Linked DNA regions of Homo sapiens: region 2 is linked to region 1. A link is a loop called in an ENCODE intact Hi-C map of the cell type or tissue named here. Cell type or tissue: PC-9. All regions are shown on one strand. Links, peaks and the distances in the headings refer to the core of each region. The heading gives the core; the rest is flanking DNA. Region 1 overlaps HSD17B12 (hydroxysteroid 17-beta dehydrogenase 12). Region 2 holds the start of LOC107984328 (a long non-coding RNA gene).

Region 1 (15,081 bases), core at 11,957-14,456:
TTACCTGGATCTTGGAAAAACAACGATTAAAAAAGAGCTTAAAAGGATGTATTGGGGCAACCGGAAACCTGCATAAGGGCTGTATGTTATGCAACAGTATTGTGTCACGTTAAACTTCCTATTGTGACCAATGTATTGGGGTTGTAAGGGTGAATGTTTTAGCTCTTAGAAGATTCATCCTGAAATATTTAGGGGTGAACTGTTATGTCTATAACTAACTTACAAATGGTCCAGCGAAATAATTAATAATAATAGTAAAGTAAATTAAATGTGCCAAATATTAACAATTAGTGAATCCAGGTGAAGAGTATACAGGTGTTTGTTATATTCTTGCAACTTTTCTGTAGTTTTGATATTCTTCCAAATAAAAAGCTGGAAAAATTAAAATTAACAAAAAGACCTTTTGAGAATGATAAATAGAAGATCCAGTGAATCTGCTGGGATCTTTATTAGAATCACCCCACTGTTCCAGATCACTTCATCATAGGCTGTAGGTGCCTTCACAGGGACCAGAAGGCAGGGAAACTTGCCTAAAGAATACTGCCCCGGCTCCTGCTTTGTCCAGTGGTCTTCAAACTATGATGCTCTCCTGTTCTTTAATTTCATTGCAGAGAATCTGAACCCTTTGCCTGTGTCTATCAATACCTTTCTGTTAATCACAGTCCTTCTTGTGAAAATGATGTCATGGACTAGCCTAGAAATGTAACCACCTATAATATTTTCATTTTTTGGAAAATAGTTCAAAATAATTGACTTTCAAATCTGAAGACTGTACACACTTACATGACATAAAATAAAATTACACTAAATTGTTCCCAGTTCCAACTACCCAGTACAACCAGAAAGTTTTATACTTATTTTACATGAAATTTGTTTCAAAAAATTGTGTCTGTTTAGGCAAATATGGTATTTCCAACAAGGTAGAAACAAAAAGCATCTATTGTACCATGCAACATTATATTTGTGTTTTTTACTTCAAAAATCAAAACTACTATAAGAAATCATCCCATATTTATTCTTATTTTTTATATTAAAAGGAAAGATCTTGAAAATCACCTACCTCTTCTGCATATGATTTTCCAATTCCATCAGTACTACCTGTGACAACTGGGAAAGGGAAAAAAGCAATAGTTTAGTCTAAGAATTACATTGAGGAATTGGTCATAGTTAGGACCCACCAATTACATACAAAAGGACCAGTGTGACACTTTGATGTAAAAGACAGAACAATACCAGCGGTTCAAATCTAAGGTTGAATACACACCGCAATAGCTAAAATTTTAAAAAGACTTCAAAACCAAGTGTTAAAAAGAATGTGGAGCAACTAGACTCTCACACATTGCTGGTGGCACTGTAAATTGGTACAATTATTTTGGAAAATACTATTTGCCAATATGTTCAGAACTAAAAATATGCCTACCTTAACCCACCAATTCTCAAGAGACAGAAATGCATTAATGTCTACCCCAAAGAATGTTCACAGTAGCTTAGTTGATGCATAGTAGGTAAATACAACTAAATATTAATCGACAGAAGAATAAGTAAATTGAGATATAGACAAACAATGGAATACTAAACAGCAATAAAAGAGAAAACAAAAGAAGCAAAACTAAACAGCAATAAAAAAGAAAATAAAAAAAGAACTACTGATATATGCAAAACATGAATGAATCTCTAAGACATTACAAAAAGTCTGACATAAAAATGTAAGTTTAAGAAAAGGTAAAACTAATCTATGGTGACAGAAGTCAGAATACTGGTTATCTCTGGATAGTGGAGTAGATAACAGGGAAGGGCAATACGGGAATCTTCCAGGATACAGGAAATATTCTGTATCTTTTCAGGGTGGCAGTTACTACTGTGTGTGTGTAGATTCACTGAGCTGTACACTTAAGTACATACTTACTGTATATATCTTCATAAGCTACTTTTTAAAACAAAGGGTAGTAAAAGTAAATAGAAAATGGTCTTAATTATTCTATGAGAAACCATATTTGCCTTACAACCTCAAAAACTTTATGTAGCAGAAACATTGAAATTTATATAGGGCAGGCTATACCATGATATCTTATCTCTGGAATACTAGAATCATGTTACAAGTTCAAAGCACAGATGTCTGCTTCAAAAAGGGATGCCTCCCCAAATTCTCTAAATACGAGTTTTTCCAAAACATTTACAGACTTTGAAAAACAAGTTATGGTGTAAAGTAGGATTTTCTTGTATTCACTTCTTTCCAATTATACAAGATGGTCCCTAATTTTACTATTCAGAAATATGGTAAACACATTCATAGTCTCCCTAGCCATATCTCTCATAATCTTGTAGACTTTCATCATGTTCTTGCTTAGCTGATATCTTTCCAGAATTAAAAAAAAAAAAGAAAAAAAAAGTTGAAATATCCAGAGAACAGTATAACAAACCCCTAGGTACCCATAGCTCAGCTTCACCAATCAACAACTTGAGGTTAACCTTGCTTCATCTAATATTCCCTCCTGCTTCCTCTCACACTGGATTATTTTGAAGTAAAAACATTATTTCACTTCATTCATAACTATTACAGTATGTTTCTGCTATGAAAAATAGCCACAATACCATTATCTCATTCCTAAAATTATAAATAACAATTCCTTGACATCCAATATGTAATCACTATAAATTCTGCCAAATGTTTCAAAAGACTTTTAACAATTGTTCCAATCAGGATTCAAAATGTTCCATAATAAAATTTGTTAATATGTCAATTAACCATGTCTATAACCCCTCTCCCCTTTCTTCCCTTCACCCTCTCAATTTATTGGTTTAAGATATTAGGTCATAGGTTTGTGCTTTCTCAGCCTGTCCTTGATACCATTTAACATGTTCCTCTGTCCCATGGTGGTTGGATATAGATATTGATCAAATTCAGGTTTGATTTTTTTGGTAGGAGTACTTCATAAGGGATAATGCATTTTTACATCAGGAAGCATATGTCTGGTTATCTTTTGTTTTGTTATATTAGCAGCCACTGCTGGTCACCACTGAGATCCATTATTTCATTAGGGGTTGCAAAATGGTCATATTAGAGTTCAATCATTCATCTTCATCTATTAGCTGGAATATTTCCAGAGACAAATTATTCCTCATTAGTTAGTTACCATGATATATAGATTGCATAAGAACACAAGATAAATGTTTGAATTTTTTTTTGCCTTTATTTATCAGTTTTCAAAATAAACTGGTACTCTGGCATCTTCCAAAGGTAACCCATGTGTTTTTGTCACTATTGTCCTGTTTATAGGAAACATTAGTAACTAACAGATTTAAATGTTTGTGGGAGAACCTAATTACAGAAAACTGAGCATCTTATAAAATCTCCTCCAACCTCATGATCAATTCATAACTTTTGTTTTTGTTTTTTTAATTTCAACTTTTATTTTAGATATAGAGGGTACATGTGGAGGTTTGTTACATGGGAATATTGCTTGATGCTGAGGTTGTGGGTATATATCCCACCACACAGGTAGTGAGGATAGTACCTGATAGGTAGTTTTTCAACTCACCCCCTTTCCCTCCACCCTCTAGTAGACCACAGTGTCTACTGTTTGCATATTTATTTCCACGTGTGCTCAGTGTTTAGCTCCCACTTATAAGTAAGAACATGCAGTATTTGGTCTTCTGTTCCTGTGTTAATTTGCTTAAGATTATGGCCTCTAATTTCATCTATGTTGCTGCAAAGGACATGATTTTATTCTTTTTCATGGCTGTGTAGTATTCCATGGTGTATATGCACCACATTTTCTTTACCCAATCTACCATTGATGGGCACCTGGACTAATTCCATGTCTTTGGTATTGTGACTAGAGTAGCAATGAACATAATTTTCTGTAACTTTTCATCTCCCGACTGTTTTTAGAGGCACAGGAATCCAAATTTTATACTGTATTCTTGTTATTGATTCACTAACATTTCATAAGTGATGGATACACATATTCTAATTGTTTCCACTTTTCTCCTCTTCCTTTTCTCTGTGATAAACTTTTCTCCCCTCTCCAAGACCCCAGAACTGTTGGGGACCAGCCTCAACACCACCCGCAGGGTACTCAAAATCCAGTGGCAATGAAGGAATGAGACAGGTTAAGAATGCATAAAGAGTGGGGGCCAGAGAGCCAATTGCAAAATGGAGGCTGCAAAAGGCTCAGAGCTCTGGTCTCCACACTTTTTATTGAGTACAGTCACTTAGATCTAAGAAGCAGACGTTCAGGGCAAAATGGTGAATGGAAGGCAGTCCGTCATGCACATAATCTATAGCAGTGGCGGTTTAAGTGAATCTCCTTTGTGTTCAAACAGCATATCTTTAACTTATCGAAGAGTAGCTGGTGGGAGTAGGCTTAACTAGGAGCCTGCATATCTGTCCACATTCCAACGCTTCAAAGGAGTGTCTTTCTCCTTGAACACAGTGTTTACAGATAAGAGAGCAGCTCTCACTCTGAGCATGGGAACATGATGGCAATTAGGAGGCTTTCCTCCTCAGAGGCCTCTTGTGGCTTTCCAGAACTTATTGTCCCCTATTTTTATGGGCAGTTTATGCAGGCACCCCACAAGCCCTGTTTCCAACACAGAACCTCACCTCCTACCCTCTTCCATCAAAGCCTTATTGAAGATCCACCAACTTCACTGTTCTAGATCACTTTACGTGAAAGAAAACTTCCTCTTTCTAAACTCCCACAACACTTGGCACATCTTTAAGTCTATGGCACTTTACCACTCTATTTTGAATTGTATTTCCTTACATCTACATGTCTTAATTCTTCTGTAAGATTCTAGTCTCCTTGCTAGGCAACATGCACAAGGTAGGTGTTCAGTAGACATTTGGTAAGTGTTTAAATGATGATCGGCATTTAGTTGGTCTAAAAAGTTGCAAAACACGCAAGACTTGGACAGTTTTCCTGACAACCTGGTTTCTCAAAAGTCTTTATTTACAAGTACAGTATCTTACACTTTCCTACACTAACACCTATTAGCCACTGACCTATTTACAAATCCTGTTGGTAACTAGATTATTCTGCATTAAGCCTACAACTGTGGAGCAAGCAAACCACATACAGTCAGCAGCTGCATAACAATGTTTTGGTCAACAAAGGACCACATATACAGCTCTGGTCCCCTAAGATTACAATGGAGCTGGAAAATTCCTATCATCTAGTGACACTGTAGCTGTCATAATGTCATAACGTAATGCATTAATCACGTGTTTGTGGTCATGCTGGTGTAACAAACCTACAACTATGCCAGTAATAGAAAAGTAGAACACATACAATTATATATAACATATAGTGCTCGATAATGATAATAAACAACTATGCTACTGAGTTATGTATTTACTATAATACTATACTTTTTCACATTAGAGTATACTCCTTCTGCTTTACAGGAAAAAAGTTAGCTGTAAAACAGCCTCAGGCAGGTCCTTCAGGAGATACTCCAGAAGAAAGCACTGTTATCATAGGAGATGGCAGCTCTATGTGTGTGATTGAGTCTGAAGACCTTCCAATGGGACAAAATGTGGAGGTAAAAGACACTGATATTGAGGATCCTGACCTGGTGTAGGCCCAGGCCAGTGTGTATGTTTTATATCTCTGTTTTTAACAAAAAAAAGCTTAAAAAGTAAAAAATAAAATTTCAAAAATTAAAAATGGAATAAGGATATAAAGAAGATATTTTTGTACAGTATACAATGTGTTTCTTTTTTAAGCTAAGTGTTATTACAGAAGTCCAAAAGATAAGCAAGATAAATTTATAAAGTAAAAGGGTTACAGTAAGCTAGTTATTAAAGAAAAAATTTTTAAATAAATTCAGTATAGCCCAAGTATTAAACGTTTATAAAGTCTACAGTAATATCCTAGGCCTTCACATTCACTCACCACTCACTCACTCACTTACCCAGAAAAACTCCAGTCCTGCAGGTTCCATTCACAGTAAGCGTCCTAGACAGATGTGCCATTTTTAATCTTTTGTTTGTTTATTTTTAAGAGTCAGGGTCTTGCTCTGTCACCCAGGCTAGAGTGCAATGGTGTGATCATAGCTCACTACAGCCTCTCACTCTTGGGCTCAAGTGATCCTCTTGTCTTAGCCCCCCGTGTAGCTACAGGCACATGCTACCATACCTGACCAACCTTTTTTTTTCCTGTAGAGACCAGGTCTTGCTATGTTGAACTCATAACCTCAAGCAATGCTCCCACCTCGGCCTTCCAAAAGCTGGGATTACAGGCATAAGACACCATCCTTGGCCCTTTTTAATCTTTTGTACCATATTTTTACTGTACTTTTTCTATGTTTGGATATATTTAGATACACAAATACCACTGTGTTACAACTGCCTATAGTATTCAGTATAGTAACATGCTATTATATACAGGTTTGTAGCCTAGGAGCTTTAGGCCATACCATATAACCTAGGTATGAACAGTAGGTTAAACCATCTAGATTTGTAGAAGTACAGGCTGTTGATGTTTGTACAACAACAAATGTGTTGTCTAGCAACACATTTCTCAGAATGTATCCCCACCATTAAATGACATATGACTATATATATGATTACAGCAATGAATTGATGGCAGTATCACTAGATTTCTCAGATTAAGGGCTCAGAAATCTCTTAATGAAAATATGCTGAAGAATGAAACTACATAAAGTCACTCAGTACTGTGCATCTAAACATTTGACTGGAATCTCTTTCAAAAGAATACAGATAACTGTTGCATGTGCGTATCCATGTTTAAAATTGCCAACTTTGGGCTGATCTAAAAACCAGCATACCATAAAACTAAAAACAGTCTTAGAAAGGCCAGAATATGCCAGGTCTAGAGATTCTGAAATCTGCCTCATGTATATTGTCTTCCTTTTCCTGATTCTCCAGTTGTTGGAGTTTGTAATGGATACTGTTAGTGCACCAGCCAGATCCTCCCTTCCGGCAAAGAGGTACTCAATCAATCCTTTCTTGCCAGGAGTGTTACCTGCTGCCAGCTCAGGACTGAGTCTCTCCCAGTAACTGCTCTCAGCCAAAGGCGGGCTGCCTTGCTCCCCTGGGCAGTACATGTCTAATGGCGAGGCCACACTCAGGGACAAAGGTTGGGCTCCCTTACCTCATTTAGGCATCTCTCTAGAGCCATCCTATGTTCAGGGCCAATGGTATCAGCTACAACCTTTGCTATACCTGCATCATAGTTCAATTTCTCCCTCTGCTCAATTCTGCTTCTTTTGCTTCCTCACAGGTGTTATTCCTGAGAACATTCCTGAATACACCTCACATACACATGAACCAATATTGATACAATTAATGAAAGTCCATATCTTATTCAGATTTCCTTACTTGTTACTGAATGTCCTTTTTCTGATCTAGGATCCCATCCAGGATATCCAGGATATACCACATTTAGTCATCATGTCTCCTTATATGACAGTTTAAAAGACAACATTTTTTAAATTGTGTATATCTTTTTGTAAAAAGTCTATTTTCTAACCACACATATAATAGCTTAACTGGGTATAGAATTCTAAGTAGGAAATCATTTTTAACAAAAAAATTTTAGACAACTCTCCGTTGTCTTCTAACGCAAGTATCATTTTAAAATGTTTCACCATTCTTACTTCCCACCATTTCTATGTAACCTGCTTTTTTTTTTATCATTGGGGCTTTTACAATTATCACTTAGTCTGTAGAACTCCATCATGAAAATGCACCCAAATGAGTGGGTGTTTTTCCACTCACTGGTGCTAGGCATTGGTGGGTCTTAAAATTCATGATCTTCAGTTCTGAAAAGTTTCTTATGTTAATTGTTTAATAATATCTGCCTCACATTTTTCTCTTCCTAGAATCCCTATAAATTGGAATTTGGACTTAACAGTTTCTCTATTAATCTTACTTTTCTTTTTGCTCTACTTTCCTATAAATTTCTTCAACTTTATCTTCCAAACCATCTATGTACTTTTTAAATGTAGGTTGTCAATTTTGCTACTTTGAAGAATCTTCCATATTCCGACTGCCCTTTTGCACACTCTCACTCTCCTTCTCGCTTTTAACAGCATCTTGTTCTTATTATAGATCCATTATCTAATCTCTGAGGATATTAATTATAGTTTGTTTACACATTTACATTTTCTTCTACTCTTTATATTTTGTTCCTCTAAGTTCCTTCTTGATTGTTTTGGTCACTCTCATCTTGGCTGCATTAAAATATCGATTAGAGTTCATAGGTGAGGTGATTACACTGTGACCCTCAATACAATGCAATCAACGGGCCAATCAGCTTTGTCATTGGGGAATCCACAAAAGTCAGTATCTGTCTCTTCTGTGGGGCCCTTCAGTGTCTCTTAAAAAGCATTCCCTAATTTCCAGTCTTCTGGCTGCTGGGCAGTTATTAGTTTGCAGGTGTTTTACTCATCCTCTGTTCTCAGTCAGGTGTCTCATCTTAGGGCTTCTGCTGCTTAATTTCCCTGAGTCTCAAGCACATCTGCCCCACCCCTGTCTTTTGAGATACCTGATACTTCCAATTCCTGTGCTGTTCTGGGATCCAAGGGACAAAACTTGCTTGTTTCCCAATGGTGGCCCCACTATGAGGACTCAGGTGTCTGCTCTGGAAGTCAGTTACCACTCCACCACCTTCAATAGCTGTGACTGGGGATGAGGGATGACAGAAGTTCCCTAGTTGCATCAAAATGGAGCTTTCCATTTCTTATTCTTCCAGCCTTTAGAGAACATTTCCAAGAGATGAAAGGTCAAAAGTATTGCTACTTCATCATTTTAAAACTAGAAGCACCCAAGGTTCCTCTTAAGCATATTATACCAAAGTACACTAACTTTAGTTGAGAATGATACTAAACATACTTAGAAAGATTTATGCCCAGCAAGAACATTTTTTCCTATCTCCTGCTAGCAACTATCAAATTTAAGTGAAACTAACAGTCTTCAGAAACTATTATGTGTATGACTATCGAGAATACAATGGTCCACATTCGATATTAGATATTCTATAAATTACCCATTTCATGGTTAGGACTTTAAATATAAGCAGAAACAATATGACTTTACATTGTACAAATATTAAAAATTTAACCTCTGATATTTCAGGTAAAAATATCATTTTTCCATTTTCTCATACTTCTCAAAACCAAATCCAACACTGCCCAGTTACATGTAAGTCAAATATTACCTCACAAGTAAATATTTTTTCTGAGAAAACAGAGAAGTGTAAAAATTATTTATGGGCACAAAAAAAAAACACACACACAAAAAAACTGGAAATCCTGGGCCTCTCTTAGCCATCTCTATAGCACCACTGTAGTTCTACAATAATTAGTGTTATACACAGTGGTCAGGCAATGGGAGACCAAGTATCATTTCCCCAGCAAAGGAAATGACAAAGCCTTTAGATCTACAAGTTACATGATGGGTAATGTATTATATTTGCAATAACATACAAACATACCCAAGTTTAAGTCAATTATGAAAGAAAAAGTCCTACTCAACAAACATGGAAAAAATTCAAATTTGTTTATTTAAGACAGTGGGAATAAGGGTTGTCCTGCTTTTGGTTTTAAAGGTATTTTCATGGGGCACAGTGGCTCATCCCAATACTTTGGGAGGCTGAGGTGGGAAGAATGCTTGAGCTCAGGAGTTCAAGACCAGCCTGGGCAACATAGCGAGACCCCAATCCTACAAAAAAAAACTCAAGAAAATTAGCCAATGTGGTAGCACACACCTATAGTCCCACCTACTCGGGAAGCTGAGGCAGGAGGATCCTCTGAGCTCAGGAAGTTGAGGATGAAGTGAGTTATGATTGCGGCACTGTACTCCAACCTGGGTGACAGAGTGAGATCCTGTCTCAATTTAAAAAAAAAAATATATATATATATATATATATATATATTTCCTTTGCCTTAAAGCTATATGTCTTCCAACAGTAGTAGCAGAGATAGCAGCTGTAGTTGGATAGAAAATCCCTCAGTTGCCGGGCGCGGTGGCTCACGCCTGTAATCCCAGCACTTTGGGAGGCCGAGGCAGGCAGATCATGAGGTCAGGAGATCAAGACCATCCTGGCTAACGTGGTGAAACCCTGTCTCTACTAAAAACACAAAAAAATTAGCCAGGCGTGGTGGCAGGCGCCTGTAGTCCCAGCTGCTTGGGAGGCTGAGGCAGGAGGATGGAGTGAACCCAAGAGGGGGAGGTTGCAGTGAGCCGAGGTCGCGCCACTGCATTCCAGCCTGGGCGACAAAGCGAGACCCCGTCTCAAAAAAAAAAAAAAAAAGAAAAAGAAAAAGAAAATCCCTCAGTTAAGTTCAATAATTTTTTATTTTTATAAAATAATAGTGTGATTTTCACTATTTTAAAATTAAACTATATTGTCTGGGGAGTCAATTCTTCATCATAAATTTTAGAAAGGTAAACCAAAGTATAACATCTCAAATCAAAAGTCTATTGATAGTTGCTTCTGGGGGATTAGGGAAAGATGGGAAAGAGATTACTTTTTATCATTATTTTAACTCTTTGCATTTTTTAACCATGTGCATGTACTGCATTTTTTTTTAAAGTCCTTTGCTACTATGAATAGAAAAATGGTGTAAACTGAGCCAGCAAACTCATCTACTCCAATTTTCCAAAATCAGGGTAGTCTTGTTTAAATCAGTGTTTCTCAAGGTCACTTAAGTTTTCTTAAAACTGAAATTTTTTCTTAACTAAAATTTAATAGAAAACTTGATTACTTGATTACTGTTTAATTGCTTCTTATAAAGGACCATCAGTTTCAATTAACATAGACTATTAGTGTAAAAAACATATGAATGTCAAAATTTAAAAATATTAATCAATGTGGTACCTAAGATAATCTCTTGGTTGATCTTTGGAAAACACTGATCTAAACACTCCCACCCTTATAATACCAATTTTCAATGAAAACCAAATAAAACAAAGACCAGCTTCCAAGTCATCCAAATCAGAAGTACTGCTTGTTTTTTGTGGTTTCTTAAAATGAAAAAAACGAAGCATTCACAGCAACACTGAAATGATAAGATACAATGTGCAAAAACTACCCTGGGGAGGCCATCCTTCATGTGTTAAATGCACATCTGGGCCAGAGCCTGCTGGTTGCCTTCCTTAATACCCATTCTTCCCTTCTTCCTTTGCAGGAGAATACTGATTTTTAACCCAGCATATTGTGGCCTGGAATAAGGACTTATATTCCAACCTCCCTACCAGCTAGCAGTGGCCATATGATTAATTTCAGGGAACAACATGAAGCAAGGTTGTGAAGGACTTTGAAAAAGGCTGCTTAATGGAAGCTGACTTGGCAGAGACAGGCCCCTTTTGCCCTTCATCTAGTCAATTCTAAAGTGATGGCTGTAGCTGCAGTAGTCTCTTGAACCATGAAGTAATCTTAGGGTTGAAGCCATGGGCTAAGATAATGGAACAGTATCATAGGAATCAAGGTCCCTGATAACACCACTGAATTACCACGCCATTTTAAAATCCCAATCATTTCTTCTTTTACTGTTTATCATAAGGAATCAAACATATACAAAAGTTCTAGTCTTTAAAGTGGGTGAAAAATAAACTTGTCTTATTAAAGCAACTATGATAGGCCCGGAAAAGTAAGCGTAAACGGTCAATAAAATAAATTATGAAAACAAAATAATATTCACATCATTATAAGAATATTTGCTCAAGGTATGTCACTGATATCATCCAGGTAATTCTCACAACTACTACCCCAATCTACGCTATCATCCCAAACACAAGGACTTGTACGAGGAATCTTTCATCCCTCCTCACTCAATTCATGCTATACACAGTTAAAAATTATCTTTCTCAAACACCATTTTTTCTCTGCCAAGAAGTTACATTTCCCTTTTGCCAACTATATAAAAACTGAAACACAAATTCATTCACTTCTTCCCATTGCTACCACCTAGAGCTACCATCATTCATCTCCCACAAGAACTACTGTTAACAGCCTTCTAACGCATTCGCCTGGTCCCGTTCTTACTCCTCTCCAATTCAATCTCTACATTGTAGCCAAAACAATCACTCCAAAGTGCAAATCTGAACTTCACTTCCCTGCCTAAAACCTGTCACTGGCTTCTCACTCCCCTCATTCTTTACAAGGTCTTCCATGAGCTGACCTTACTCCTACCACTTTCCTCCTTCCACTCAAGCATGCCCCAGTTGTGCTGAAATTTTTACAGTTCCTCCAAGGTAACATGCTTTCTCTTCGAAAATGTTCTCTACACCTCCAACGTACACTCTGCTATGGTTTTAATGTGTCCCTTCCAAGAGTCAGGTGTTAAACTTAATGGCCAATGTGACAGTAGTAAGAAGTGGAGACATTAAGAGGTGATTAGGCCATGAAGTCTCCTCCCTCATGAGTGGAATTAAGGCCCTTATAAAAGAATCTTCATGAAGTGTTCCTTCAGCCAACTTTCTGCCTTCTGCTCTGTGAGGACACAGCATTCGAAGGATGCAGCAACAGGGTGCCATCCTGGAAACACACAGTATCCCTTTCCAGACAACTGAACTTACCAGCACCTTGATCTTGGACTTCCTGGCATGCAAAACTGTGAGAAAATACATTTCTGTTCTTTATGTATTTTATTATAGCAGCACAAATGAACTAAGACACACTTCTAGCTGTGTTTCCCTCCCATCCTTGAGGTTTTTCAGTTAAACCGTCTCATCTCCCATTAAGCCTTCCTTGACCTGTAGACTAACTTAGAACCTCATACAGAATTCTCTGCCCCATAGTACTCCGAACTCCCCCTTTGTGAAAGCTGATCATGCCAGTTGGGTCACTCTTGTCACACCCGACTGAAACAGAGACAAGAAGCCAGGGGGAAAAGCCCTTAGGGTACAAAACATTGCTCCAAGAATGTAATTCTCTGCAAGCTTGACTGCTGAAACTGCTCGTTGTAACCTGACACCAGTTTTATCTATGTTTGCTGCAACTCTGGAACTAATTTTGTCCACAGCAGTTGCTCACCAATCAGGACTTGCCAGTTCCCCAAACCCTTACCCAAAGCCAGTGAACTTTCTCAAAGAGCAATAGGTAACATTTCTTCTTTTTATAAAACCTCTAGTTTTTTTCTTTTTGTTTTGGAGAGTGCTTTCGGTTCATGCTGGAGACTCTCTGTTTTGCAAACTGATATTGCCAATAAAACTCTCTTTCCTACTATCTAGCCATGCTGGTCGTCCTTTGGACAATATCATCATGACATTCATCACACAGGATTCTGTAAGAGCAGGGTCTGTCTGGATCATCACAGTCTAACTGCTAGCACAGAACCTGGCAAAAAGCAGGTGATTAATGAGGTTTTACTGTATGAATGGATGAGTGAATGAATGGAGATTATAAAAGGAAAACTAACCTTTTATGACCCTACCCACTGCTTTTTCCACACCTTATTTAGAAATAATTACACAACCCCTACACTCTTCAGCCTCCTCTCAACGTCAAGAATCATCTAAAAGTGAGATTTTCAAGAACTTTAACAGAGAGAAGTTTAACTTTATGATAAACCTGTAGATTTGCACTTTCAAAGAATTCTGAGGCTGTCCTTGAAAGGTGATGATTTCCGGGGAACAACACACACTGGGACCTGTTGGAGGGGGTGGGGGTTGGGGGAGGGAAAGTATCAGGAAGAATAGCTAATGGACTCTGGGCTTAATACCTAGGTGATGAGATGACCTGTGCAGCAAACCACCATAGCACATGTTTACCTCTGTAACAAACCTGCACATCCTGCACATGGACCCCTGAACTTAAAAGTCAAAGAAAAAAAAGAGACAAGTGATGATTTTCAGTGCTAGAGAGAACTACTTCACTCATAATGTGCCAGTGAAACATGCTAAAACATGTTTTACCAAAACATGCTTTACCAAACATGCTAAATTACCAAAGTAGTGAGAGTTCACTATTTTTTTTTTTTTTTTTTTTGGGACAGAGTCTGGCTCTGTCGCCCAGGCAATCTCCGCTCACTGCAAGCTCCGCCTGCCGGGTTCACATCATTCTCCTGCCTCAGCCTCCCGAGTAGCTGGGACTACAGGCGCCCGCCACCATGCCTGGCTAATTTTTTGTATTTTTAGTAGAGATGAGGTTTCACCGTGTTAGCCAGGATGGTCTCGATCTCCTGACCTCGTGATCCACCTGCCTCGGCCTCCCAAAGTGCTGGGATTACAGGCGTGAGCCACTGCGCCTGGCCGGACAGTTCACTATTCTTGTCTCTAAGATTTGCTTCTTCATTTAACACTGGTGTCCTCAGATTCCACTTTGCTATGAAATACGTGGATAAGTTAGGGTAGCTTTTAACAATACACAGAAAAAAGCTATATGGTATCACCCAGAACCCTGTGGGTTGGGACAGTACAGATGATGGTCATGGGTGGCACTATAAGGTAGAGGAAGAAAAGAAGGAAAGTGGAAAAAGGAAGATTTTTTAAAAAGGCTTATGTCTTCATACACAAATATAACACTAGAACCCAAATTTACAAGCCTTTGAGAAGATGGAAACTGACAACTATAAAGAATAGCCCAACTTGGCATCCAGAAGTGTCTAGCTTGCTACAGATTATATAAAATACTGGCAACTGACCAGGGCTCCACTTCCAGATTTTATACAGTCAACAAAAATACTTTAGTTTGTGTAGGTTAAAAATATTCTACTCTTTTTGTCCTCAACTTGCTAGGAACAGATATTTTTAGTAAGAACCCAATCAACCTTATCAAAATCAAACATCAAAAATAGACTAGAGCAACACTGGAAGCAAACTCACTATTTTTAGCTCTTCTGTCTATTCCCTGCCACTACCCACAAAATTCTGACTGTAAAGTCCATGCCTAAGAGCTTAGTTATTCCAAACAGGTTCCTTCTTGTGACTCTTTTTTCCCCCCGAACACCTGAATGCAGAAAACACTCGATTGATTAAAGATTAATACTGCCGCAAACCATGACAGCTGCCTTTCCTCTGAGGGCTTTGGGAGGAGGGTGGTAGGAATAGAAAATGATAGAGAGCTTGCATCAGTATTCCTCTTGGGAATCTATTACATGGAAAGAAAA
Region 2 (15,081 bases), core at 8,212-10,711, 92 kb before region 1:
TGGATAAGCAAAATGTGGTCTATATACAATGGCATTTTATTCAGCCTTGAAAAGGAAGAAAATTCCGACACATACTTCAACATGGATGAACTCTGAAGACATGCTAAGTGAAATAATCCAGTCACAAAAGATCAAATACTGTATGATTCCACCCATATGAGGTACTAAGAGTAGTCAAATTCATAGAGATAGATAGGTTGCCAGGGGCTGGAGGGAAGGGGAAATGGGGAGTTCATGTTTGATGGGTACAGAGTTTCAGTTTTGGAAGATGAAAAAAGTTCTGGAGATGGACGGTGACAATGGTTGCACGATATGTGAATGTACTTAATGCCATTGAACTGCATATTAAAAATGATGAAAATGGTAAATTTTATGTTTATTTTACCACAATTAAAAAAGAGAGAGATGCCGATAGTCTCGGTCTCTCAAAATAAAACCCTAAGAACTTAAAAAGTATGCTTCAGCTATTTATACTGCATTTAGTTCCACTTTAGGTATCCCTACTTGAAAATTCTAGGGGATAATTTTTTAAAAATCTAGACAAGTGCATTAAGGAAAAAGAAACCACGTTTTTAATGGTGTGCTAATGTCACATTCACTTACTTAGGAATATGATTTTTTTTGTTATTGCCAAGACAGCAACAGTTGCTCTGGAAACCACACAAAAACAGGGATACTTAAGTGAAACAAACTCCACTCACCTGCACAAAGACGCCCTTGCTCCTATACTCCTCATGGAGGCACTGAGAGAAGAAATCTACAAAAGTCTGGGAGGGGAGTGGGAGTGAGAAGAAAACACACACATTACATCAATCTGCCTGATTTGTAGCCATGGAAACAAAATAATAAACTAATCATTTAATGCTATAATTTCTCATCATTTTTTTCATTTCAAACGCAGAAGAGAACTTAGAAAAACACCTGAAAACCTCAAGCTGTTTTTATCTGCCACTAAATGAAGTATTATATTACCAAATATAATATCCAGATCAAATTTTGATTTAACTGGAAAAGGCTTTTCTTATCTTTTTCTCCCCTCAGAAAATTACTTTCCAAGAAAAAATATTTTTCTCTTATATAACAAAAGACTCATTTCATCTCTCCACTTGCCACTCAAATAGAAACACAAGATGAAGTCCATTCAACTCTGTTCTATGGGGATTTTGTTGTTGCTAAAAAGAACAGAACAAGCATCCTCTTGGTGCTTTGGGATGACAAGATCCAAGAAGTATAGAGGTGAATGTGACAGCCCATCTTCTTCTGATAATACAACCTTAAATCTATTTGTAAAATACAATGTGCCATTTTTCAAATGTGGACGCAACCTCAGACTAGAAATGCAAAGAATCAAGTGACTTTTCAAGGGTCCTAATTAGTCATAGTTTTGTAGCCATGGAGTAGAACAGATAAGTTGAAGTTCACGAATCCCTTCAAGAAACATGGCATTCATTTTAAATTTGCCTACAGTATGTTCCCAGATACAGAAAGTAGATTGTAGGGGCTGGGAGGTGGTACCAAGCTTTTCAAAAGACAGTGGTGACTGTTTTTTCACATGAAAAAGAAGTCGGAGTTTTGCTCTTTTCCTTCCCTGAAATGTTTCAAGTTCTTACTGTACATATTTTTGTTTATTTTTCCCTAAAAGCCTGCTTAATTTCAACATCTAAGTGATCATTTTCCCTTCAGAGATGTATTCAATGCCTCAACAATGTATCTGAAGATGACGCCATTGACCTGCAGGCAGTAGGAGACTCATTCTAAATTACTTTCCTATCAGTAATGTGAAGAGGTTAATGGTGATATTGTATGAAATTATGACATTGTCCAGAGAGTTCTGGAAAATTCTTGTCTCACCCCAAAAGTGACAAAGAATATCTATGAATCCTGGACAACATGGCAAAATACACTCTCGCCCAGTCTATCTTGTGCCTGCTATGTACATTTACACATTGACTAGATGCATTTCTTCTATGCTGTGTGAAGTGGACTCATTCATGTATCAAATCTCCAATCTTAGACTCATTAACATCATGTTCTAATTAACTAAGCTATCTGCCTAGGTCACCTGTCTATGGAAGGCACAAGTATCACTTTCAAAATCAGTAGAGTGCTGGGGGGAGAAAAACAGCATCTGTGAATCTGATATCCTGGTGTCCCATTTGTAAGTTTACATTAAGTTTATTGTAAGTATATAGTATGTCTCCAACTCTGGTTCTTTTGAAACTCAAGTAGGGTATTTTCCTTTTCTTCTCAGTCTACTGGAAAACTGCCAAGAACAGAACTTCAGGAAAGTTAAATCTACGTTAATTTCTCAGACTAAAAATTACCCCTTATTACTATATTGACATGATTTAAGAAAATATTTTTTACCTTGGTTGCAGAATAGATGGTCAAGAGTGGGACAGGGAGCATGCCACTGCCAGATGAAATGTTCAGAATAGCCCCTTTGGATCTAAAAAGGAAAATGTACCGTGTAAAAGGAGTGAAGCCACAGTATGCAGTTGTTTGTGAATTACAGATTGAGATATATAATTATTCGAAACAGAATAATGTAGCTGTTTTTCTACCACATATCTCTCCCTGCCTTTCATCAGTATGTGCTATGCTTGGTCAGTAAATGAGACATAATTCAATCAACTAAAAATAGCTCTTCTTCACGATTAGCTCATTTCCCAGTCTTAGTAACCCAGGGCATAACCAGATCAGATCTCCAGTCTCCTCGAGTTGATCTCTACCCTCTGAGGTCTTCTCTAGCCACAGTGCTGAGAATTTTTACTTACAGATCTTTTATATTCCCTGCATACACCTTTATTTTAACATATCGTCACATACTACTTTACTGTAGGATTTAATCATTCTATGTATATAAACATTCTCTCCTCCCCCCAACAAAACCATAAGCTTCTGGATATAATAGCCCACTTTCCCTCAAAATATTCCACACGGTACTGAGCACATAACCAACAGGTACTTAATAAAACTTTCTGGCAATGAGTGAATGGCTATGTCCTTTCCTTGGGTTGTAGATTCTACTTCTACTGTCTACTTCTACTTTCCCTGGGTTGTAGATACTTGGGCACCAACAAAGAGTTGACTCTAAAATTATGTGACTCTAGTTCATCAAACTGTGTCTTTTGCCAAAAGGCAAAGCTCAACTGTTACTGTAACTTTTAGAGACTACTGAAAGTTTAAAATCAAAGTTACCAGGAATTTCTAATTCTACAAAAAAGTGAAAATTAGCTTGAGAAAAGCAATGCTATAAAGATACCAGTTGTTAAAAAGTATGTATAGGTTAGGTAAAGTGTAGAATTATGGTTTAGGAGTGTCACAGCTACCATATCTTCCCCTCAAATCCATTCTTCTCAGAGGATTCCCCTTTTTCAGCCACTGCAACCTGATCCCACCCACCTCCTATCTCCCATACTAGGTTCCTTTCCTTAACCCACTTTCTCATTGTTCTTTGTCTGAATTTACTTCCCAACACCTATTTTTTTAGCTTAAAAAAGGGACTATAAAGACCCCCTTTATGCAAAATAATAAAGGATACATGATTAAATGGCATTTAAGTTATTTTAGGCATAAATCTGAAATGAAATAATCCCCAAAAGTCACCCGCTCCATCTGCCAGCCTCTAGGTGAGATGCCACTTCAACCATCAAAGGGAAGTGGGAGTCCTCAGCTTAGTCTGTGTCACTGGAAAGAAGTTGTTGTTGTTGTTTAACAGAAGTCCTTATTAGTATTATGTGCCTTCCTAAACTGTGAAACCCATTAAGATTTTGATGATAAAAATTACATTTCAAATTTAAAAATATTAGGAGGGTTTTGAATAAAGTTGGAAATAAGTAGTCAATGGGTTAATTATATCATTCTGGTATTTTTTGTCTGTGTCTTCCTCAGAAGCAGAAAAGTCTTTTCTTTTTAAATTTTAAGGTAAGAATTTGTATCAGGAGTTAGAACCCAACAATTCGAACATAAAAACTGGTAAATTAGCAATGAATATCTAGTCCTTTCATTTTATCTATATTTCTGAGAAATTCCTTTGATGAAAATAGAAAAACCACTTTTGTTACAGGAGATTTTTAATTTAGTATTAATTTGTAATATTTAAAATATCTTTATCTTTTTTGGGGTATTGATAATGTTCAAAAATTAGACTGTGGTGATAGTTGCACAGCTCTGTGAATACCCTAAAAACCATTAAAGTGTATACTTTAATGGGTAGATTGTTCAGTATGTGAAATTTATCTCAACAAATCTATGAAAAGAGAGAGAAAAATATTTATGACATATTGGAATGTATCACCTTTAAACTGGGAGCAGATCCCAATCAAGTGAAAACTAAGAGAGCTATTGTATCGTATGCAACACAATATGCTTTCTAAGAAGTAACCCTCAATCTTGACAAGTCAACCCTTCTCCTGCATCCTAAGCATCCTTGTAGGTATGGGTAGTGTTTTATTTTAACCTTTTCTCACATAACTGGGAACAGCTATGTCCAAACTCATTCACAGCAAGTGAAGACACAACTAGTTTGAAGTAGATGCAGAAAAATGAGGCTTTCCACTGAAGCTGCAGCCTATCACTGCTTGGCCTAACAGCTGGATTAAATGCTCCATTATACTCAAGTTAGCTGGGGTTGTTATATGTGCCCTTGAACAGAAACCTTACATTTTAAATTTCATTTCTCGCTAACAAAATGCAATTTAAAAATCTGTAAAAGGTAAAATTTAACATTATCAAGTGCACTTTAAAAATTAAATCTTGACCTGATCAAAACAGACCCTTAAAACTTCACTCACCAAAGCAATGATCTAAGTACAGGAAAAGTCATTTAAAGATAATAAAAGTTCCTTTCCCATATTAAAATACAATACAGATCAATTATCCAATGTCACATTCATGCAGTCATCCTCCCTTACTTGTTTGCTCCTTAAGGCAACTAAGATTTTGTTTCTCAAGTATTCTAATCCTATTGAAAACTTCTAGGAGGTGGAGTTGCTTTGAATTAGTGAAAAGTCAGAGTTTGAGGGTACTTCATACAAAATACAGTATTTGCATGCTAAAACACATGAAAACAAATCTAAGACTAATAAATGATAAAGCAAGAATGCACTCGACCTAAGTAAATAAAAGAGTAGCATTTAAAATTGTACCAAAGTGACAGTAGAGAAAATAGCCCTTCTACAAATCTCTGTCCTACCATTAAGCTCACATATTTGTCTAACAAAAACCTTCCTCCCACACCCACACACACAACAGTGTAAAACTCTCTCGCTCTTTCTTTCCAAAGGCAATAATATTCAACTTAGTTCTGTCTGAATCACAGCTAATATACTGGTGTAGCCTGCCTCAATCTTTGTACTGTATACAGTATCTGTTCTCTATGTAGAAACGGGGCTGAGCATTTGGGACTGCAAGGCACAAAAGACTCGCCCTTTAAATCAACCGTGTTGTCTAGCTCTAATCCTCCATCTAAGCAGAATTAGTGACGTCAAACCAGTTTCCATGGCACAGCCAGACTCATGACAACTCTGTTATATCAAGCAGAAGGACAAAATGGGCTGCGCTTAATTGCACACAGAAACAAACATGAAACTAAACCCTGGTTAATCTCTCATTTTCTGGGGACTCGGGAACAATTCTAAGATTGGAAGGTACATTAAGAATTTTTGCTGAAGTTCTATAATGAAGACTCATGTTGCTCATACTTCAGCGCATTTTCTAGTTTGTTATGACAAATATCCAAATAAACAAGTCAAGCAATGTTTTCTGTAATGCAACATTCTTAATTCATTATACTGCTTACTTGCTAACAGCCACACAATGCTGTCTCAGTGGTACAAATTACTGAGGATCTACTAGAACTAAAATGTTGCGAAAAAACCCAAAGCAGAAAACACCAATTGCTGACAGGAAAGTACCTTTTCATATAAACATATTCTCTTTAATTACTAGTCCTCCCACAAGCCAGACATTAAATTCGCCCAACTCTATAAAACTCAGTCCCTCACACTTACAGCTTCCTATAGATATGCTCTCTCATGGAATTCCCTCAGACCTGTGAAATTCCCAATAAGACTCCCTTAATTGTCACCTGGATTAAAAAAAAATTGCCAAGCCTTTATTTTATAAGTGCTTTAATATTCTATCAGACTGTTGTGGTATCCTTGTCCACACCTCTATAAAAATTCTACTGTCATAGAGGACGTAATAGGTCTCCTTTGAAGTAAGTCACTGTTTTCTACCTTCCTTAGAAACCTCATCACTGTCCCACAGTGCAGGTGGGAAGAGAGACCTGCTGCTATGAGGAACCGGAACTGCAGGGTTAATCCTAGTGGGGACTGCTAACTGCATACAGAATTTGATTGTAGCCAAGGAAGAATGTACAAAAAAAAAAAAATTCCATCCCAATTCTTCACATTTCCACTTCATATCAAGGAGTACAAAAGCAGGCTCTTGAGGGGGAGGGTTGTCATTATATATATATATTAAAGCTTAAATATAATACTGAAATTGGCACAGACAGTTCTGTAACAGATGCTCACGAAGACTGAGAAACCTATAAAAATAGAGATCTATGTCAAAAAGAATCTTAGAACATAGGGGTCAGGTGTATAATTAGAACCAGCAATCCAAATACTTACATTGTACAAATATTGCTTTGTGGAAGAAAGTTTGCAAACATTCAGCACATGAAAGAGAATTACTTGCCCTAAAACACCATAACATGTCATAATTCCACCTTAAGCAATACAGTTATGAAAGGGGCTATTTTTAGCTTTCCCATGGTTGTTATGGCAACCACCTCCTGGCTCCAGCTGTACACAATGTTTATAATTCCAGGGAAGTGAAAAGAGCAACTTTCCTCTATAATGTAATTATGTACTTTCTACATCTATGGTAACAATACCTTAGTTTGATTATAGGTATTTGTTTAGCGATAGTCAGTTGGCCCTAGGCTATAGTTCTAGAGGGTTTGGAAAATCTCCCACATCAGAGGTGGAAGCAGTGGAAGGAAAACAACAACAAAGGATCATGATAAAGGACTCTGCTGTTACTCAATGGAGATACTAATGCTATGGAAACCAGCCATAGGAAATAAGCCATTTGGGGATGGTGTAAAGAGCAGGCTATAATGAAACCACTTATAATATGTAAGGTAAGAATGCTTTCAATATGATCTGCTAACTTGGAATTTTTCTCTCCTCTTTGGGCATACAGCTAATATTTCTGGCCTTCTGTGCAGTAGTTGTAGCCTGTGACTGAGTTCTGCACAATGAAATGTGGGCAGAAGTGAAACTTCCCTTAAAACCATCTTTACTCTCTTGTCTTTCATCTGTCAGCTGGATGCAGAGAACTCCAAGACCCTAGAAAATGATGACGCCCCTAGATGGAAGGAGCCTCAGATCCTGAATGACGGGTAGAGAGGGGAGGGAAAAGTAAACCTTTATGTGTTAAGCCACTGAGATTTGGGAGTGGCATGTTTCAGCAGGTAGCTTACCTTGACTGACACATCTAGTAACTAAGTTCTTTAATTCAAGTAGACATAGACGTTCCTTTTCCTAACCAAAAGTATTGATTCATAACATCCACATATATTTCTCACTAGCTCTTAAGACGTATCAAAATGGTAATGTGGTGTCAGGTTCAGTCATAGCTTCTGAAAACTTCCCACCATTTCTCAACCTCAGTTTAAAATCAACTTGATCTTTCCTTTTTTTTTTTTTTTTTTTTTTGAGACAGGGTCTCGCTCTGTTGCCCAGGCTGGAGTGCAGTGGCACTATCTTGGCTCACTGCGACCAATGCCTCCCAGGGTTCAAGTGATTCTTGTGCCTAAGCCACCTGAGTAGCTGGGATTATAGCTGTGTGCCACCACGCCCAGCTAATGTTTTTGTACTTTTAGTAGAGATGAGGTCTTGCCATGTTGACCAGGCTGGTCTTGAATTCCTGGCCTCAAGTGATTCACCCACCTCAGCCTCCCAAAGTGCTGGGATTATAGGCGTGAACCACTGCGCCCAGCTTCAACTTGATTTCTTAAAAGGCAAGGATCCAACTCATCCTTGAGACGCTTGACTAAATGAATGCCTATTGAATGGATGGACTCTCCTTTTTTGCATTGCCTTTATGTAATGCTCCAGCTGTGATCATGGCTGTCAGGTCTACAGAGATAGCAGTGAAGTTCCCAGCTTCTTGGTTTTGTATTATTTACTAACTGTATAGCTTCATAGCACTCCATCTCTTTGGGCCTCTATTTTTTCATCTGTCAAAGGAGGGAAGTTACTGTCAATTAATTTAATGCACTGGATTTCTGTGACTCTTTGACTCTAAGACTTTATGCTGTAAAATGATTTTGCAACCATTATCTCTTTTGATATGGTTTTCATCAACATAATTAAAAATTCCTTTTACAATACCTCTGTGGTTTATAAGTGTTTCTTTTTTAATGGATAGATTTACTATTCTGAACCAATACCATGTTACCTGCAGATGTCAAAACTAGGATTAAGGTGATGGCCCAAATTTAATCCCTCCTGGGTTCTACTTTGCCCCAACTCTACCATCTTCTAGGGTTCTGGTCTGGTCTAACCACTGCCATTTATATATCTGACCATCAGGGGTCCACTCCCACTGGCACCTAACAATAGGCAGTTTGAAGATTTTAAAGGGAAGTGTTACTAAAATAAAACAATTAAAATACACAAAATAGTGTATATAAAATGGGATTACAAGGAGCTTTGCTGAGAAACTGTTTCTTAACTAGTCCCTGTAGATGCTCAACAAATGGATTCCTAACCTCAGTTTCCTCATCTGTACAATGGTGGGAGGCTATCAAAGTTAAATGAGTTAACACTTACTAAGTTCCTGGCACTTACTATATACTCAATAAACATAAGCTGTAATCCCTGCCTGGAGTAGGTCATAGAGGTTTCCTAACAGAAGTAGGGTCCTTGGGTCTTCCCTTTTCAAAGCTGTGATTCCTCTGGGTCTCTTCCAAACTCATAGTTATTTTGCAGAAAAAAAGATGACTACGATGCCCTAAATTCAGCAAATGATCGAGCTAGCTCAGGATGCAAGCCCAAATCTTTTTAGCAGCTTTTCTTTGAAGGCCTAGACATCATTCAGATTTTTCCAAGGAAGAAACAGCTTAATTACAATTCTACACTTCATGCTATTTCAGATAACAGAAATCTACAACATATTTCTCAATCAAAATGAAGACATTCGGCATGTACTAGCAGAACCAATTCAAACTGGAACAAAGATGGGGCGAGTGGACATTGCCTTTTCCTCCAAGGGTTGGTTTGACATCTTATAATCACTTTATATAACAGCCATTCTCCCAGTAAAAAGTGAAAAACCAGAGGAAGAGGTCTTGCTTCATCCAACTCCACTGATTTTGGCTTTGAGAGAATACAGCTTTAAGAAGGTATTCCCGGGAATATCCCAGGAACTCTATCCGCCCCCTCAGAATAGTAGGCAATTGAGTTAGTGATGGTGACTCAGGCAGGCTTTTTCATCCTGATCTAAAGGAACCACTACAACCCTAGAGAGAGAAATAAAAAGGGAATCGAGTGGAAAAGGCCTCCACCACCGATGACTCATGCTCTACTGTGACTCGCCTGGTACATCACTCTGTGGCTAAGACATGGAGGCTTGGTTCATTAGTCACTTCAGTGATTTTTTCAAAGCAAGGATTCTCCCTCTAAATAATCATGAGCTCTGCTTCCACAGTGTTTGTATGTGAGCTTGTGACTCACCTTTCCACCATGCCAGGCAGTACCAATTGTGTCATCTGCAAGAGAGAAAGCAAAACATTCATGATGGCCAAGGATGCAGGCAACAGAAAAAGAGTGAAGAAAACTCACCCACACTAAAAAGAAGGGAATCATGAAACCATTCACCACTTCTACAGACAGCAGGTTATTTTCTGTACACTGTAGAATGTGACTGTGTCAAGAGGGCATAAAAAGGAACCAGCTGAAATTACTGGAGAGAACACAGGGAATACTTTAATGAACCTGGCTAAAATTAGTCTTGCCTGAAATGTAATACTGGCACAGAGTTCTTCAAACAATGAAGGATTTACAGTGAAAATCTACATTTCCCAAAATGCATTCTCAGAAAAGAATATATGTTATCAGAAGAAATATCCTGCCTACCAAGATGACTTAAGCTTTCTAACCTCAAGAGCTCACATAAACTTTTCCAGCCAAAAAAAGTCTTTAAAAGAATACGATAAAGTGGTAGGTTGGCAAAGAGTAAGTGTAACTTCACATTCATTTCTCTTGTTGGTCTAGTTAGCTGTAAGTAAAACTCATCCTTAAAGAGAGTTAAGATGTGATCTCTAGTAACCAACATGAAAAGGTGACATCTGCATTTTTTAAGGACTCCATAATTGTTGACTAAATACATATAATGAGAGGGGCTATTTTTAAACTCTGTTTTGATATATTATTAACCAAGAAAAGTTCAGAAGTCCAATGGTTTAGTCAAAATCACCTCACAGTTAAATACCGAGGCTGTAACGTGAATTTCTGACTCCTGGATATCATCAATTCTCTAAGAAACAGATGCTGTTTTGTAATAATAAGGTTTCAATGCATGCTAAGCATAGAAATTTTGTTGTTTCTATCTTGAATAATACTTCATATTAATTAAAGTAGACAGCATTCTGATGAGAAGGGAATTTTGTTTTCCTAGAAATATTCTGAAGAAATAAAATGCCAGCCAGATTTAACAAGGTAAATTCTGCTATGTGAACATCCAATCCAGATGTATTATGAACAGCTTTGTATGGTAGTACAGATGTACATCAGGCATATTAACAGTGGTGGGTATTTTATTGTAAAGGATAGATTATACAAAACCCTAACAGTATTTGAAAACTTTTTTTTTTTTATTTAGCACATTTCATCAGGGACCATAATGCTTAGCTAAAGTATTATAAAGAGTTCCCCCAGCATTTTGTGAAGGGAAGCTATAATTCAGTTCTCCAAAGTTCTGAGATCACCAGAAACAGAATAAGGAAGGAGACTGGTAATAAAAATGTCTTTACCCAGGTGTATGTGTGTCTGTGTGTGTGCGTGCGCATTTGTATTAAGGAAATGAGATCTGTTAACTATAAAGCAGCTAAGTGGAGTCCAGAAGGGGTAGCCACTGCCTGTTTGGCTCTCTTAAACAGTCCCTCTTCTATTTCCAGTTGGAATATTGGGGGCAGGGAGATGGGGGAATATCAGGAGCTATTTTTTCCCTTATACCATATGCATGTCATGTATATATTAAATGTCTGCTTTCTGAATGGCAAAAATTATCTAGAAAATCATGAGACAAAACAAAACCCCATAACATAAAACCATACTTACAAAATTATATCATGGCATGCTAAACATTAAATGTTTCCTTCATCAAGAGGCCTTTTATGTAGGGACATGTTCAAAATATATTCTTTATATATATGAATTAAAACTCAAGAAGTTTTAATAACTTGACATAAACACTGATTTCAATGCCTGGCTATTAAAGGCCAGAAATATTTGCTGAATGCTCAACGACTAGAGGATTCATCAGCAAAGACACAAGTTCTCCCCTGCAAAAGTTAATTTCTTTCTCATAGCTCATGAGCTCCTCCTTTTACATTCTGACTCTAAATTCTCTGTCCTTGTCATAAAATGTAACATCTTTTTTTAATCTGTCAAATAATAACAATGAAAAGCCTGAGAAAACTTAACCTGAAATCTGCATGCTTTTATCAAATTGATTAATGCCTTCATCTATAATGAAATTATCTTTCCTTCTAATCAGATTATAAGTCACAATAAATTGAATTTCAAGCCTTCTTTATATGAGTATGTATATACAAATCGTTAATATTCTACGCATTAGTTAAGAGGCTTCGTTATATTCAGATCAAATTAAATTTTCTTTAACACCAAATTTTTATAGGATTTTTAGCTAAGTTATTAGTAGAGTTATCTGTAAGCATCAGCTGGTATCTTGATATTTGGTTATTTATATGAATATACCAGGCATTTCTGTGAATTGTCACTATCTATCTGAACTCCATTTCACAGCTCACAGGCTGTTTCTGGAGTTAACTCAATGCTAATATTAGGCCATCTGCAGGTGATAATTGCTGCACCAGAAAAATTTTTGTTCCTCTTAACACACTTCTAAAAAAAGGTTACCATAACTTGCAAGTTCAGTGGTTAAGAATATTAGACAAGTAGTAGTAAACATGATTTCCAGACCCATTTTCTTCCCCATTGGGACTGTTTCCAAAAGTGTATAGCGAACAATTTTAATTCTTTCCTAAGAAGTAGACAAAAGTGGCCGGGCGCGGTGGCTCACGCCTGTAATCCCAGCACTTTGGGAGGCCGAGGCGGCGGATCACGAGGTCAGGAGATCGAGACCATCCCGGCTAAAACGGTGAAACCTCGTCTCTACTAAAAATACAAAAAATTAGCCGGGCGTAGTGGCGGGCGCCTGTAGTCCCAGCTACTTGGGAGGCTGAGGCAGGAGAATGGCGTGAACCCGGGAGGCAGAGCTTGCAGTGAGCCGAGATCCCGCCACTGCACTCCAGCCTGGGCGACAGAGCGAGACTCCGTCTCAAAAAAAAAAAAAAAAAAAGAAGTAGACAAAAGTTTCTACAATTGTGCTTCTACAACAGTGAGAGTGTGAAATCCTTGTCCTTGCAGGGAAAGTGTTTCCTCTTTATATACATATATATTTTCAGTGACAGTATCATTAATCCTCACCACAAGAAAATCCTAGATGCCTAGAATCTAAAGGGGATAGTTTAATATATATGTTATATCACACTTAAGGTATTGTTATCACTTTATATGCAAGCTAGCCAAAAAGTATACAAATATATGAGGAAAAATGAATGTCTTGATGACAGCTAAATTTAGAATTTGATTCAATGTCAAGAGTAAAATATTTACTAGTATTTACTGGTATAGCAATGTATATTCTGGCTGGGAAATAAATAAGAGGCTTATTTCGCTTATACAAAATCAAAATCAGTACTATTAGATTAAGATTATTTAGATGATTAGATTATTCAGCAAAAATGCATTGGCTGGCCTAGAAAATCCTTGAAAATGTTATATTAAAATGTAACCATCTGCAGTTACGACTAAAAGTGACTTAATTTCTTCTTAGTGTTTGTATATATTTCTCATACTTTTGGCAACAATCTTGCATTGTTTTTACAATTAGAAAAGCCTCCACAATCTTATTTCTAAAAGAAACCTAATATGAATAAAACTTTTTCTGTTTTACTCCTGTAGCGTCAGTAATCAACAGTTTGTAGAAGGAACTTTATTTTATACCCAGGAGCCAATGTAGATTTTCCCACTCATTAATTTAGTATGAAAAATGATACAATATAAGCAAATTATTCTCATATCATGTAATCTTTGGCATTTGGTCATTTTTTAGAGAGAACAGTACAAAGAAAACATGATTGCATAATGTTCAAAAAGACAATCAAAAGCTCAAATTAAAAGATTACATTAAAATTCAAGATGCTTTAATCACCTGTATTATCATAATACACATGGAGAGAATAAAGTATAACAACTCACCCTAGAATCCAGGCAAAGCCCCTGGAATCCAGGATATTCATACCCAGAATTAGGATACCACAAATAGCCACTTTGTCCACATCTGCCCTCCCTCTACCCCAAAGAAACCTGCTTACCATAAATAGGATCTGAATCCAAGTAACTAAAAACGTACCCACACAATTTGGAAGTAAACAATTTCTTAGATGCAAATACCTTAAACAAGTTTTCAACTGTAATCATTAACAATAATTTTTCAAAATCACAGTGTAACAGTGAAAATAATTACAGAAAGTGACAACAGTGTTACACAATGCCTGGTTTGGAGAAATTAGATGGTAACTCCATTGAAAATCATGCTACAATGACACAGCACACATTTCCTTTGGCAAACTGTGTAATTTGAGCACCGCGGTAAAAAAGAACACAACTTAATTAGAAATTCTTAGAATCTCACCTGTATAGCTAATAGAATATTTATTGCACAGTGGGTGGAAAGCTTAATTAGACAAAGTTTCTAAGAGTGCTTTGAGATCTCCAAGTATTATTTGATTTCCCTTTTTATTAATGTTAAGTTTTTGTGAAAGTTAAGAGCCCTGCCTTGCCATTTTCCCAGCTCCATATTACTTAACCTTAAATTCAATCCTATATCATTCAAAATAAAATTTTTCCTTTTGTAATAAATTTGGTTTGATCTACATTAATTTATCAAAAGAAAAAGAACTTTTCAGAACAAAGAGCTCCATGCCAATTAATAATGATTCCAAAGCCATAATTCATAAACTCTAAACAAAATTTTAAAAAAGAATGCATATACCAGCCGGGCACAGTGGCTCATGCCTGTAATCCCAGCTCTTTGGGAGGTCGAGGCGGGCAGATCACGAGGTCAGGAGATCGAGACCATCCTGGCTAACACGGTGAAACTCCGTCTCTACTAAAAATACAAAAAAATTAGCCGGGCGTGGTGGTGGGCGCCTGTAGTTCCAGCTACTCGGGAGGCTGAGGCAGGAGAATGGCGTGAACCCGGGAGGCGGAGCTTGCAGTGAGCGGAGATCACGCCACTGCACTCCAGCCTTGGCGACAGAGTGAGACTCCGTCTCAAAAAAAAAAAAAAAAAAAGAAAAAAAAAGACTGCATATACAATCATACACAGTTTTTATAAGTTTCACATACTATAGTATGCTAAGAGTTTCCAATACCTAAATTTTTCCAAAATAAGCTAACTTCTCAAAAGTGACAGGTTTGGGGAGGAGAAAATAATTTCTAAAGTTGTCAGAGATTTTTCATTTTCACTCGTATATAAGGCATTTATCCTATAACCTAGCTTCATTTGGAGGTGAAAAGCAACATCAGTACCAATCTATAACTACTCTCTCATTTTTGGAAGAAGAAAACAATGCAGAGTGGTTATCATGCCGTTTGGCAAAACCATCATTTTGTAGTTATGCCTGAAGCAGGCCATTACTATGACACTCTAAGGACTAAATGTATCCAATAATTTGGAATTTTTTAGGAG

What was found. Hi-C counts contacts between places; a loop is a spot of excess contacts. Peaks named below come from ENCODE experiments on the same cell type or tissue, not always from the same donor. Only the 100,000 strongest peaks of a DNase experiment are listed, where the experiment ranks them.
Region 2: it touches region 1 in a loop (2.7-fold over the local background); 1 of 110 quality-filtered maps calls a loop at or near these places.

Annotation. Positions count from the first base shown.
Region 1 is chr11:43,736,937-43,752,017 of GRCh38, reverse strand. It overlaps HSD17B12 (hydroxysteroid 17-beta dehydrogenase 12), which reads right to left. Exons shown (of 11, transcript NM_016142.3): 2 at 1,061-1,107. Among named protein-coding and RNA genes, the nearest start is that of HSD17B12, 64 kb to the right of the region's middle. In PC-9, for the core only: no CTCF peak of the experiment used is centred there; a DNase peak (open chromatin) is centred at 12,927; H3K4me3 peaks cover 960 bases; H3K27ac peaks cover 2,500 bases.
Region 2 is chr11:43,825,685-43,840,765 of GRCh38, reverse strand. It overlaps HSD17B12 (hydroxysteroid 17-beta dehydrogenase 12), which reads right to left. Exons shown (of 11, transcript NM_016142.3): 7 at 9,756-9,790; 8 at 2,368-2,449; 9 at 702-767. LOC107984328 (a long non-coding RNA gene) reads left to right here and starts at 6,818. Exons shown (of 2, transcript XR_001748197.3): 1 at 6,818-7,156; 2 at 9,176-11,833. RefSeq lists an enhancer at 9,106-10,305. In PC-9, for the core only: no CTCF peak of the experiment used is centred there; a DNase peak (open chromatin) is centred at 9,685; H3K4me3 peaks cover 476 bases; H3K27ac peaks cover 1,610 bases.